Linked DNA regions of Homo sapiens: region 2 is linked to region 1. Evidence: chromatin contacts called from ENCODE Hi-C or POLR2A ChIA-PET data. All regions are on one chromosome and are shown on one strand. Each heading gives the region's core, a stretch centred on a gene start or an enhancer-like site at or near the end of the contact. The rest is flanking DNA. Distances are from core to core; before and after follow the strand shown.

Evidence for each region. Hi-C counts contacts between places; a loop is a spot of excess contacts on that map. ChIA-PET counts read pairs that join two places held with the same protein, here RNA polymerase II (POLR2A). Pooled maps may share reads with other maps.
Region 2: a map of endothelial cell of umbilical vein shows a loop between it and region 1 (6-fold over the local background). The contact joins two enhancer-like sites. A Hi-C loop is called at or near these places in 11 of 168 maps with a recorded cell type or tissue (CD4-positive, alpha-beta T cell, ascending aorta, endothelial cell of umbilical vein and 8 more) and 16 of 50 pooled maps. POLR2A ChIA-PET finds 5 or more read pairs at or near these places in 3 of 52 experiments (H1, activated CD4-positive, alpha-beta T cell and activated naive CD4-positive, alpha-beta T cell).

The regions. Positions count from the first base shown.
Region 1 is chr22:45,335,711-45,340,940 of GRCh38, reverse strand. It overlaps FAM118A (family with sequence similarity 118 member A), which reads right to left. Exons shown (of 9, transcript NM_017911.4): 8 at 4,530-4,613; 9 at 1-555. The coding sequence ends at 536. Among named protein-coding and RNA genes, the nearest start is that of FAM118A, 28 kb to the right of the region's middle. Within about 2 kb of position 3,585, at least 22 of the 41 ENCODE cell types and tissues checked have a DNase peak (open chromatin) inside an H3K27ac peak, as active enhancers do; they include ascending aorta, endothelial cell of umbilical vein, heart right ventricle and 2 more, where a contact is called at or near this core.
Region 2 is chr22:45,433,442-45,438,671 of GRCh38, reverse strand. No RefSeq gene overlaps it. Among named protein-coding and RNA genes, the nearest start is that of RIBC2, 22 kb to the right of the region's middle. Within about 2 kb of position 2,836, at least 21 of the 41 ENCODE cell types and tissues checked have a DNase peak (open chromatin) inside an H3K27ac peak, as active enhancers do; they include ascending aorta, endothelial cell of umbilical vein, heart right ventricle and 2 more, where a contact is called at or near this core.

The DNA.
Region 1 (5,230 bases), core at 2,336-4,835:
ATCCCAGCTACTCGGGAGGCTGAGGCAGGAGAATCACTTGAGCCCAGGCGGTGGTGGCTGCAGTGAGCTTGAGATCGTACCACTGCACTCTGTCCTGGGTGACAGAGTGAGACTCTGACTCAAAAAAAAAAAGTGTCTATTTCGTATTTTCTCTTTGGCAGCTACTGTTGCTTGGACAGTCTTTACTCTTCCCCTTTTATTACGAAAAATACCACCTTGACAAAAGAGAGCCTGTCAGATGGGAACGGGAACACCAGGTCCATCCCTTCCCACGGATTCTGGTCCCTGAGGTAGCTATCCATCAGTCCTTGCAAAGTCCACCTGAAATGTGTCCGCGTCACCCTCCTGCATAGTTCAACACACAGGGGAGCCCTCTCACCCAGCCTTGAGGGCCACATGCCCATGTGGCTCTCTTGGTGTATGTGACGGTTTCGCAATCAGAGATCCACGTGGAGTTCTCCATACATTCCTCTTCGTTTGGGCACTGTGGTTACAGAAGGCTAGTTTTCAAGTTGCAGGTTTTACTGTAAAGATTTCAAGACCCTCCAGCATCATCTGTTTAAATAAAAGAATGAAATGCCCAAGGGTTAAAGTCCAGCTAAAAGAAGTTATTTGCAATAGATTTCTATTTCAGAAACTGCTTTACAATTGTTCTTATGTACGGAAGACTTTGAAAACCCCTCCACAATGGAAACAGTAGCCACTGTCTGGAAATGACCTTGTGTAATTATCAGTACTATCAGGGGATCAAGCAAATGATGACATTACATTTGCAACGATCTGTGGGAATCTCAATCCATGAACATGGATGCTCTTTTATTTCTTAGTGGACTGAGGATGGGGCAATTTCAACAAACATACAGTGAGAGCCTGTTGGAGGTATGGAGAAGAATAAGCCTGTCGATTCCTCTGGGATCCCCAGGCTTGGCTTCTCTCACCCACATGCAGGACAGGCCAGGGCTTTCTGTACAACAGAGGCCAGGAGCTTCGCCCTAAGGAGACATGACTGGGTGGGGAGAGCCGGGGCTGCAGGTGCAGGTGATGGCGTCTAGGAGCACAGATCTCACAGGTATTGAAGAAAACCCCTGCCCAATGCTCCACAGCAAGGTCTACCAGGCAGTAGGCCCTACCCGCGATGTGCACACCAGTCAGAGGTAGGCCACGGGGGGACAAAATCTATGTACACACAACAGCAGCAACAGCAGAAGAAAGCCAATCTATTGAGAATAATCGCCCGGGCCTTCGTTCTTGTCAGCAGGCACTGGAGGAGCCCAGATATGCAGAAAACAAAACAATGAACGTGAAAGAAAGTAGTGGAAAAGAACCACCTACCCCGGAGGAAACAGTTCACAGAACACCAGTTTTGTGTTTTGTTTTTACTTATATGATGGTTCTACTAGCTGAACTCACAATCCAAATATTTGCAAAAAGATTTCAAACAGTTTGATCCAAAACAATATCAAAATCGAATTCTCTAAAACATGTGTGCCCCCAAGTGCATTTGAAGTTGTATAAAACTATTATTATTATTTTATCTTTTTTGAAACGGAGTCTTGCTCTGTCGCCCAGGCTGGAGTACAATGGTGTGATCTCGGCTCACTGCAACCTCCGCCTCCTGGGTTCAAGCAATTCTCCTGCCTCAGCCTCCTGAGTAGCTGGGACTACAGTAGGCGCCCGCCACCACACCCAGTTAATTTTTGTATTTTTAGTAGAGACGGGGTTTCGCCATGTTGGCCAGGCTGACCTGGCCTCAGGTGATTCACCTGCCTCAGCCTCCCAAAGTGCTGGTAATATAGGCGTGAACCACTAAGCCCAGCCAAAGTTGTATAAAACTAAATGAGAGGATGTCGAGTCTGTGACAGCTGCCCCTCACAGCTCTCCCACAAGGACTGCCACATCAGCTCACTCTCATCTTCCCTGCCCCTGGACGGCAGGACGCTAGGGCGCCCCCACCCCCTGCCACCAGCCCTCGCTTGTGCTATAATTCACTCTGCAGGTGGCCCTTTTAGAACTGCCTTATTTTACTTGACTAAATTTGCACTCACTAAGAATCTTTATAACATGGACTATTGCACATGGTCCCTGTGGTGTTGAAGGAACGTGCAGGGACATGATACTGCTCCAGCATACCCACTGAAGGATTTAAATGTTAAATGAAGAGGTAACTGATAAGCTGGATGCTTCGTAGCTCTCAGAAATTTTGGGTGGACTGCTATATAGGTATTTAAGAGTGTTTTACTTTGGCTTACTTATATAAAGTACTAAATATAAACTCCTATTATATGAAAATCCTCTCTCAATGTTTTCAGGAATGTAGTAGAGTCAGATAACCAGGTTGACTTCTGTCTCCAGAGTTCTCGCAGACTTACAACAGCAGATGCTCTGAGAAAAGGTAACTAAGAAAACAAGAGCTTGGCCGGGCGCAGTGGCTCACGCCTATAATCCCAGCAGTTTGGGAAGCCAAAGTGGGTGGATCACAAGGTCAGGAGTTTGAGACCAGCCTGGCCAACATAGTGAAACCCCATCTCTACTAAAAGTACAAAATTAGTCGGGCATGGTGGTGTGCGACTGTAGTCCCAGCTGCTCAGGAGGCTGAGGCAGGAAAACAGCTTGAATCCAAGAAGCGGAGGTTGTGGTGAGCCGAGATCGCGCCACTGCACTCCAGCCTGGGCAACAGAGCAAGACTCTGTCTCAAAAAATAAAAAAAAAGACATCAGAGAAAACTTAAAAGACGGTGGAAATCAATCCAGGCAATCCCAACTAGTATGACTTCCAGAAAGGGAGAACAGAGAAGATGGAAAGAAGAAATAAAGAGAATCACAGACCATTCCAGAACTGGAGAAATGGAAGAGGAAAAAGAACATGTGAGTAAGGCAGGTAAAAAAGTTTTCCACCTAAATACATCCTCATTGAATTTCTAATCAAGGGAAAAGAGGATCCTAAAAACTCCCAGGAAAAAAAGCAACGGGTACCTTCAAATCACTGGGAACAGGTTCCCATCAGACCCTCTTCATAGGAAACCTGGTCTTCAGACAGTGGAGTCCGGGGGAATCACAACGGAGAATCCCATGCCAAAACTCCCGCGAGCATGAGGATGGCACAGACACCTGCAGACACATGGCCCTCAGGAGGCGACCCCACACTGGGGTCTGCAGAAGCGGCCTCAGGAGGTACTAGCAGGATGGATGGGGGGCCAGAGCAAGGGAGACCTAGGCCTCCATCTCAGAGAGAAGGAGGGGAGCTCAGGAGGTAGCAGTCCCCAGCGGAGCCGACCAGGAGAAGGTGTCCTGGGAGATGTGGGGTGGCAGGATGAAGAGAATGCATACTTTTTTTAAAAAAAAATTTCTTATTCAGTTCTGAAAGCTGAGGGAGTGCATACATTTAAGAATATTGGGAAACGTTAGTTTTTGGAACACAAAGGGGAAAGAAGAACCTAAAAACTCCTCAAAAAGTAAGAAGTAACACAAATGTCTTCAAGCCCCAATATTAAACAATAAAAAATGGGAGAATGGAATATAAGAACAAGCCACATTTGACCCTGACATTGAGGACACATCCGCAGCTGGCACAGGCGGCGTGGCACTGGGCCCACAGACACAACACACATGCTGGCTAAGCAGGAAAGAACACTGACGCTGTTTTCATCACGGAAATGCTTTTGTTTGCCAACTTTTACAATCAACCTACAGACAGACTGGGGGTCTCGTTTCCTTTCTGTCCTGTCACCACGGAGACCGACAAAACGGGGAAGCCAGCGGGCTAGGGGGTGGGATACGCATGTGGGGGCCCATCCAGCCCAGGCTTCGTGTGGGGAAGTCTGGCTTAAGTATGTTATTTAAAGAATGAGAAATAACACACAGCACTACGCAAACCTGGGAGGAGGAGGAGGGGAGGAGAGGGAGGGACCGGCACGAACAAGCGAGATCGCCCTTCATAGCGTCAACAGAGAGGCCTATTCAAATACACTGTTTAGATAAATAGTTCAATCACTTAAATAAATCTTAGTCTGTAACAGAGGCAACAAAGCTCAAATGAGTTAAAGTGCTTTTCTCCAGAGACTCAGGTGACATGCATCAGGCTAGTGGTCACCCTTGGGGGCTGGAGGAGGCTGGACAGTGACAAGGGGTGTCCTGGCAATGCTGCTTCCTCAACTGCGTGTGATTAGATGGGAGCGTTCACTTCGCAAAAATGCGGAGCTGACCTTATGTAACTTGTGCACTTTTTATTCATCTTTTTAACTTTTCTTTTTGGAGAGAGCACCTTCTGCCCGCTGCACCTTCTTAGTGTATGTTTTCTCCGTAACATTTTTCTAAAGAGGTACCAGTAGCTCTGGGCAGTTGGAATCGGGTTGGGGTGAGAGGTCAGGGTCTCTGCTAAGTAAGCCTCCTGTGCTCTCTGGCCCTGACAGAACGTATGCACCGTCCTCCCACCATAGGGCGCGGGGCATTAAAGCGCAGCACGGTCCCTGAAGATGCCTGCCAACAAGAGAGACCCGAGGCAGCTCCCCACAAAAAGAACAGACACAATACCAGTATCTGATTGTGTGCGTTTTTTTGAAACTTCAATTCCATTCTCTTCTAACTTCCTCTTTGCACAGTCCTGGCATGCATTACCTAAAAGAGAAGAATTTATTAAGAAGCTTGTTTATTCAGAATCCACTCGCCAAGGCACAGTTCATAATGTGACCTTACTGAAGCACTGGCCAAGCAGACCCTGCCATCCACTAGAGATGACATCAACCACGCTACGGCTTCTCTCCAAAGAGAGCCATGCTTCCAGGAGTCGCATTTCAGTGAGAAAGCAAGTGTAATGAAGATGTCCTTTCGCATGGGAATAGGTGGCAACGGGGAGCCGACTGCGGCGGTTTCATACTTCCTGCACCACTAACATGGATGTGAGGCGAGCAGCTCCCACATCGATGCGCGTTTTCCCATCTGTGAACGCGCTGGGCCAAACAGCCAGGGAAAACAGGGCTGCGCACAGAGGCCTCCGCGCCACTCACCAGAGTCCCTTTTACCCAAATGATTCGGCAAGGGGAGGCACCTGGTGCCCAGCGCACACACAGGAGGACGCTCATGGCCACCGAGTCTCATTAAATTTATAAACAGGCAGAATTGAGCCCAGCAAGAAGAGCGTTCACATTTCAAAACAAGTATTAAATAGGAAGCTTCTGTGTGCAAGCTCAGACCCGTGCAACGAACATTTCGGAAGAGCTGGGTCATTCTAAGGC
Region 2 (5,230 bases), core at 1,587-4,086, 98 kb before region 1:
AGGGTTCCCATATGCTCCCTTCCCATAGGCCCCTAGTTCCCCTATTATTAATGTCTCATGTTAGTGTGGTACATTTGTTACAATTGACTAGCCAACATTGACACATCATCATCACCCAGAGTTTATAATTTACATTAGGGGTCACCCTGTGTACATTCTGTGGATTTTGACAAATGTATAATGACATATACCCAAGGTTACAGCATCACACAGCAAAGTTTCACTGCCCTAAAAATCCTTGTGCTCTCTCTGCCTATTCATCCCTCCCTCCCCTCAGTCCCTGGCAACCACTGATGTTTTTACTGTTTCTATAGCTTTGCCTTTTTTGAAAAGTCAGGCTGGGTGCAGTGGCTCATGCCGTAATCCCAACACTTTGGGAGGCCAAGGTGGGTGGATCATCTGAGGTCAGGAGTTCAATACCAGCCTGGCCAACACAGTGAAACCCAACTCTACTAAAAATACAAAAATTAGACGGGCGTGGTGGTGCACGCCTGTAGTCCCAGCTACTTGGGAGGCTGAGGCAGGAGAATCGCTTGAACCTGGGAGGCGGAGGTTTCAGTGAGCCAAGACGGTGCCACTGCGCTCCAGGCTAGGCAACAGAGGGAGACTCCTCAAAAAAAAAAAAAAGTCATATGATTGGACTCATACAGTAGATAACCTTTGCAGATTGACTTCTTTCACCAAGCAATATGCATTTAAGCTTCTTCCACATTTTCTTGTGGCTTGATAGCTCTTTTCTTATTATTATATCTTATATTAATAAGACTCCATTGTCTGGAGGTACCACAGTGTTTTTATCCATTAACTTATTGAAGAACACGTTGCTTGCTTCCCGGTTTTGGCAATTATGAATACAGCTCCTGTAGACACCCATGTGCCAGACACAAGTGTGGACATACGTCATTTGGGCAAATACAAATGGCTTTTGAACGCTATTATTATAATTTTTCTGTGCTGTTTTGTTTTAGATGTGCCTTTTGTAAGTGGCGTATATATAACTAGAATTTTTAAAAGCCAGTCTGTGGAGAGCTAGTGTGTCCAGAACTGGTGGGTTCTTGGACTTCAAGAATGAAGCCGGGAACCCTCGCGGTGAGTGTTACAGCTCTTAAGGTGGCGCGTCTGGAGTTTGTTCCTTCTGATGTTCGGATGTGTTCGGAGTTTCTTCCTTCTGGTGGGTTTGTGGTCTCGCTTGCTCAGGAGTGAAGCTGCAGATCTTCGCGGTGAAGCAGTGTGGACCCAGAGAGTGAGCAGTAGCAAGATTTATTGCAAAGAGCAAAAGAACAAAGCTCCCACAGAGTGGAAGGGAACCCGAGCGGGTTACCACTGCTGGCTTGGGCAGCCTGCTTTTATTCTCTTATCTGGCCCCACCCACATCCTGCTGATTGGTAGAGCCCAGTGGCCTGTTTTGACAGGGCGCTGATTGGTGCGTTTACAATCCCTGAGCTAGATACAAAGGTTCTCCACGTCCCCATCAGACTCAGGAGCCCAGCTGGCTTCATCCAGTGGATTCCGCACCGGGGCTGCAGGTGGAGCTGCCTGCTAGTCCCGCGCCGTGCGCTCGCACTCCTCAGCCCTTGGGCGGTCGATGGGACTGGGCGCCGTGGAGCACGGGGCGGCGCTCGTCGGGGAGGCTTGGGCCGCACAGGAGCTCATGGAGGGGGTGGGAGGCTCAGGCATGGCGGGCTGCAGGTCCCGAGCCCTGCCCCGCGGGAAGGCAGCTAAGGCCCGCTGAGAAATGGAGCGCAGCGCCAGTGGGCCGGCACTGCTGGGGGACCCAGTACACCCTCCGCAGCCACTGGCCCGGGTGCTAAGCTCCTCACTGCGCGGGGCCGGCAGGGCTGGCCGGCTGCTCCGAGTGCGCGGCCCGCCAAGCCCACGCCCACCCGGAACTCCAGCTGGCCCGCAAGGGCCGCGCGCAGCCCGGGTTCCCGCTCGCGCCTCTCCCTCCACACCTCCCTGCAAGCTGAGGGAGCCGGCTCTGGCCTTGGCCAGCCCAGAAAGGGGCTCCCACAGTGCAGCGGTGGGCTGAAGGGCTCCTCAAGTGTCACCAAAGTGGGAGCCCAGGCAGAGGAGGTGCCGAGAGCAAGCGAGGGCTCTGAGGACTGCCAGCACGCTGTCACCTCTCACTAGGACACAAATATAGCAAAATATTAATTGTAGAATCTAGGTGGTGGATGTATGTGTACATTCTGTACAATTCCTTCAGTTTTTCTTTATGCTTGAAATAAAATGTAGCAGGGAGGGCTGGGTGCAGAGGCTCAGGCCCGTAATCGCAGCACTTTGGGAGGCCAAGGTGGACGGATCACTTGAGGTCAGGAGTCCGAGACCAGCCTGGCCAACATGGAGAAACCCTGTGTCTACTAAAAATACAAAAATTAGCCAGGCGTGGTAGTGCACTCCTGTAATCCCAGCTACTCGGGAGGCTGAGGCAGGAGACTCGCTTGAACCCAGGAGGCAGAGGTTGCAGTAAGTCAAGATTGTGCCACGCCAGCTTGGGCGACAAAGTGAGACCCCCCTCTCAAAAAAAAAATTAGGGGGGAAATGTAACAAAAACCCTTTGGATTTATGAAATCACAATGGGCCTTTCAGGGGAGAGTAACCCCCCATGTCTGGCCTCGGCTCTGCCTTCCACCCAGGGGCAACACACGGAACGTCTTTCATCCTGTGGACGGGAATCACAACATCCAGCAGTGTCGGGGCTGTTGCAAGAAACTGCCCAGCACAGGACCTGGGCCTTCGCAGTTTAATCACCTCGTTCCTCTTCCTGCCTGGAGAACGGCAGGGACTGTGTTGTGCTGCTGGTCACCAGCAGAGGGCGCACAGAAAGCAAGTCTGCGTCCAAAGTTCTCACGCCTGCCCTTCCTTCCTTCAGGAGTATTTTTTACAAAGTTGCAGCCTTCAGAGTTAAAGCAAGCCTCTCCACGTTGGGGCGTGATTCCAGGCATATAAACGAAGTGGTGATGGCTGCGGCGGCCTCCTAGCGCTGTCTCCCTTTTCTCCTCTGCCTTCTTCCCAAGGATTTCCCTCCCTGTCCCTGTCTCCCATTAGACGTGGCGATCCTGGCCCAGGGCCTAGCCTGATCCAGGACAGGAAGAGTGCTCAGTGCTCATTGAATGAACCGACATTATTTCCCATTTCTCCCTTTATCTCCCCACTTGAAAGCAGGAGGGTGAATGACAGTATTGGCTGTCACTCGCCCATCACTGGGGCCCTCCCAGAGCCTGGCTTGTTCAGCCTGGACACAAATGTTCCTAATGGAGTTATCCTGGGAGGCAACGGAACCAGGTGCTCTCCTGCCTTTCCCCTTGTTGTGGGTTGAATTGGGTCCTCCCACAAAAGATATGTTGGAGTCCCAATCCCAGGTACCTCAGAATAGAACCTTATTTGGAAATAGGTTAATTGTAAATGAAATTAGTTAATATGAGGTCATTAGGTTAGGCTCTAACCCGGCGTGGCTGGTGTCCTTATGAAAAGGGGAAATTTGGACACATACACGCACACAGGGAAGACCACAGGAAGAGGAAGGCACAGATCAGAGTGATGCATGTACAAGCCAAGGAACACCAGAGATCACCAGCAAACTACCAGGAGCTGGGGCAGAGGCCCGGAACAGATCCTTCTTCGCAGCCTCAGAGGGAAGCAACACAGCCTACACCTCAATTTGGACTTCTGGCCTCCAGCACCTCGAGGAACTCTAAGTTTCTCCTGGTTAAGCCACTCAGTCTGCAGGCATTTGTTAATGGCAGCCTGGGAAATGAGTACACCCCGAACCCCTTTCCCTACAGGGAGTGTCCGTGTTACCGTTAGTCACTGTGAAAATACGCAGCTCCAGTTCAGGAAACAAGGGGTGAGCAGCTGGCTGAGAGTTTTGAAGCCCTGGGATCCGCATGGTGGCCCTGCCTGGTGCAGTGAGAACAGTGAGGTCCTTCATTTTGTGGATGCAAAACGAGGCTAAGCAGCTGCTTTCCAGCGGTGCGATGGGGGCAGTTTAAAGAGACCACCTGCCCAAGAGGCCCAGTGGGAGCCTGGTACACAGGGCGTGCTAACAAACCGACTCTCGCCCTCCCCTCTCTGGCTTTACATCACAATCCACACTCTAGTTACAGGTCCTGAGGCAGTCCCCTGGGTCCCACCCGTGGTCCCACACCAGCCTGGGGGTGGCAGCATTACTTGATCGACTGTGAATTTGAACAACGTCTTCAGTGTGGTCATTTGTTCAAATGCTTTGCCTGGGAGCCCGTGTGGGCCTGGATCCAGAGGGAGGCATAAAGTCTGTCTGCAAAGCCTTGCCTCCCTTTTGGCAGCCCCTGGGTGGCCTGAGCCTGCTGGGCTGCTAGAGCACACCCAGCCCTCTCTGCCTGGCCGACAACTCTCTCCAAGCTCCCCTTTTGCCTTCAGGATAAAGTCTGCAGCCTTCCTCGTCGGCCCGCCTGCTCCTCACACCTTGGCCACACACCTCTTCCTTCCACCCCCACCCCACACCAGACCCCAGGCCCTCTACACACCCACCTCAGCGGATACTGCCCTGCCACTTCTCTCCTGGACACCGCAGTGCCTTTGTTTATGCCTGCTAGCAAGTCCAGCCCCACTCTGTCCACCTAAAAACCCTACCGATCCTGAGGCTCAGGTGAAACGTCAGCCAGTGAAGGGTCTGAGCATGGGAAGAACCAGAGGGGCATTTAGACGGAGGGTAAAGTGAGCTAAGCTGTCTGCACTGGAGTATCCAGCTCTATCTCAGCTAAGGATAACATGCCAAGAGCTGCCATCTGTCAATGGCCCTGGGTATATGGCCCCACAAGAAACCCATGTGGAGGAGGAAGAGGTTAACTGGGGTGGGGGAACCCAGTGATTTCTAGGCTTTGGGGCCAGAAATCCTGTCCTTGACCTCAAGGACAGGGCTGGACTTAGTCCCCACTCTCAGTGGAAAATGCCTCCCCACACCTCCTGCCTGGCAATTTCCAAGTCACTCTTCAAGTGTGGCCTGCAGCAGATAGCTAGTTGTCCCCTAATATGTATTACTTCATTTGTATACAGTTGTAGAATGATGGTCTGGTCACACGGTCAGCCAGCTAAGCTTCCCAGCCTCCATTCACGTAGGTGTGGTCACATGACTGAATTCTGCTCCATGCGATACAAGCGGAGGTGAAATGCACTTTCCATGCCATGTCTCCATGTTGTCATGGAGAAGTAGCATGCCGACCCCCTTCTTTTTTGCCTTTCCTCCTCGCTG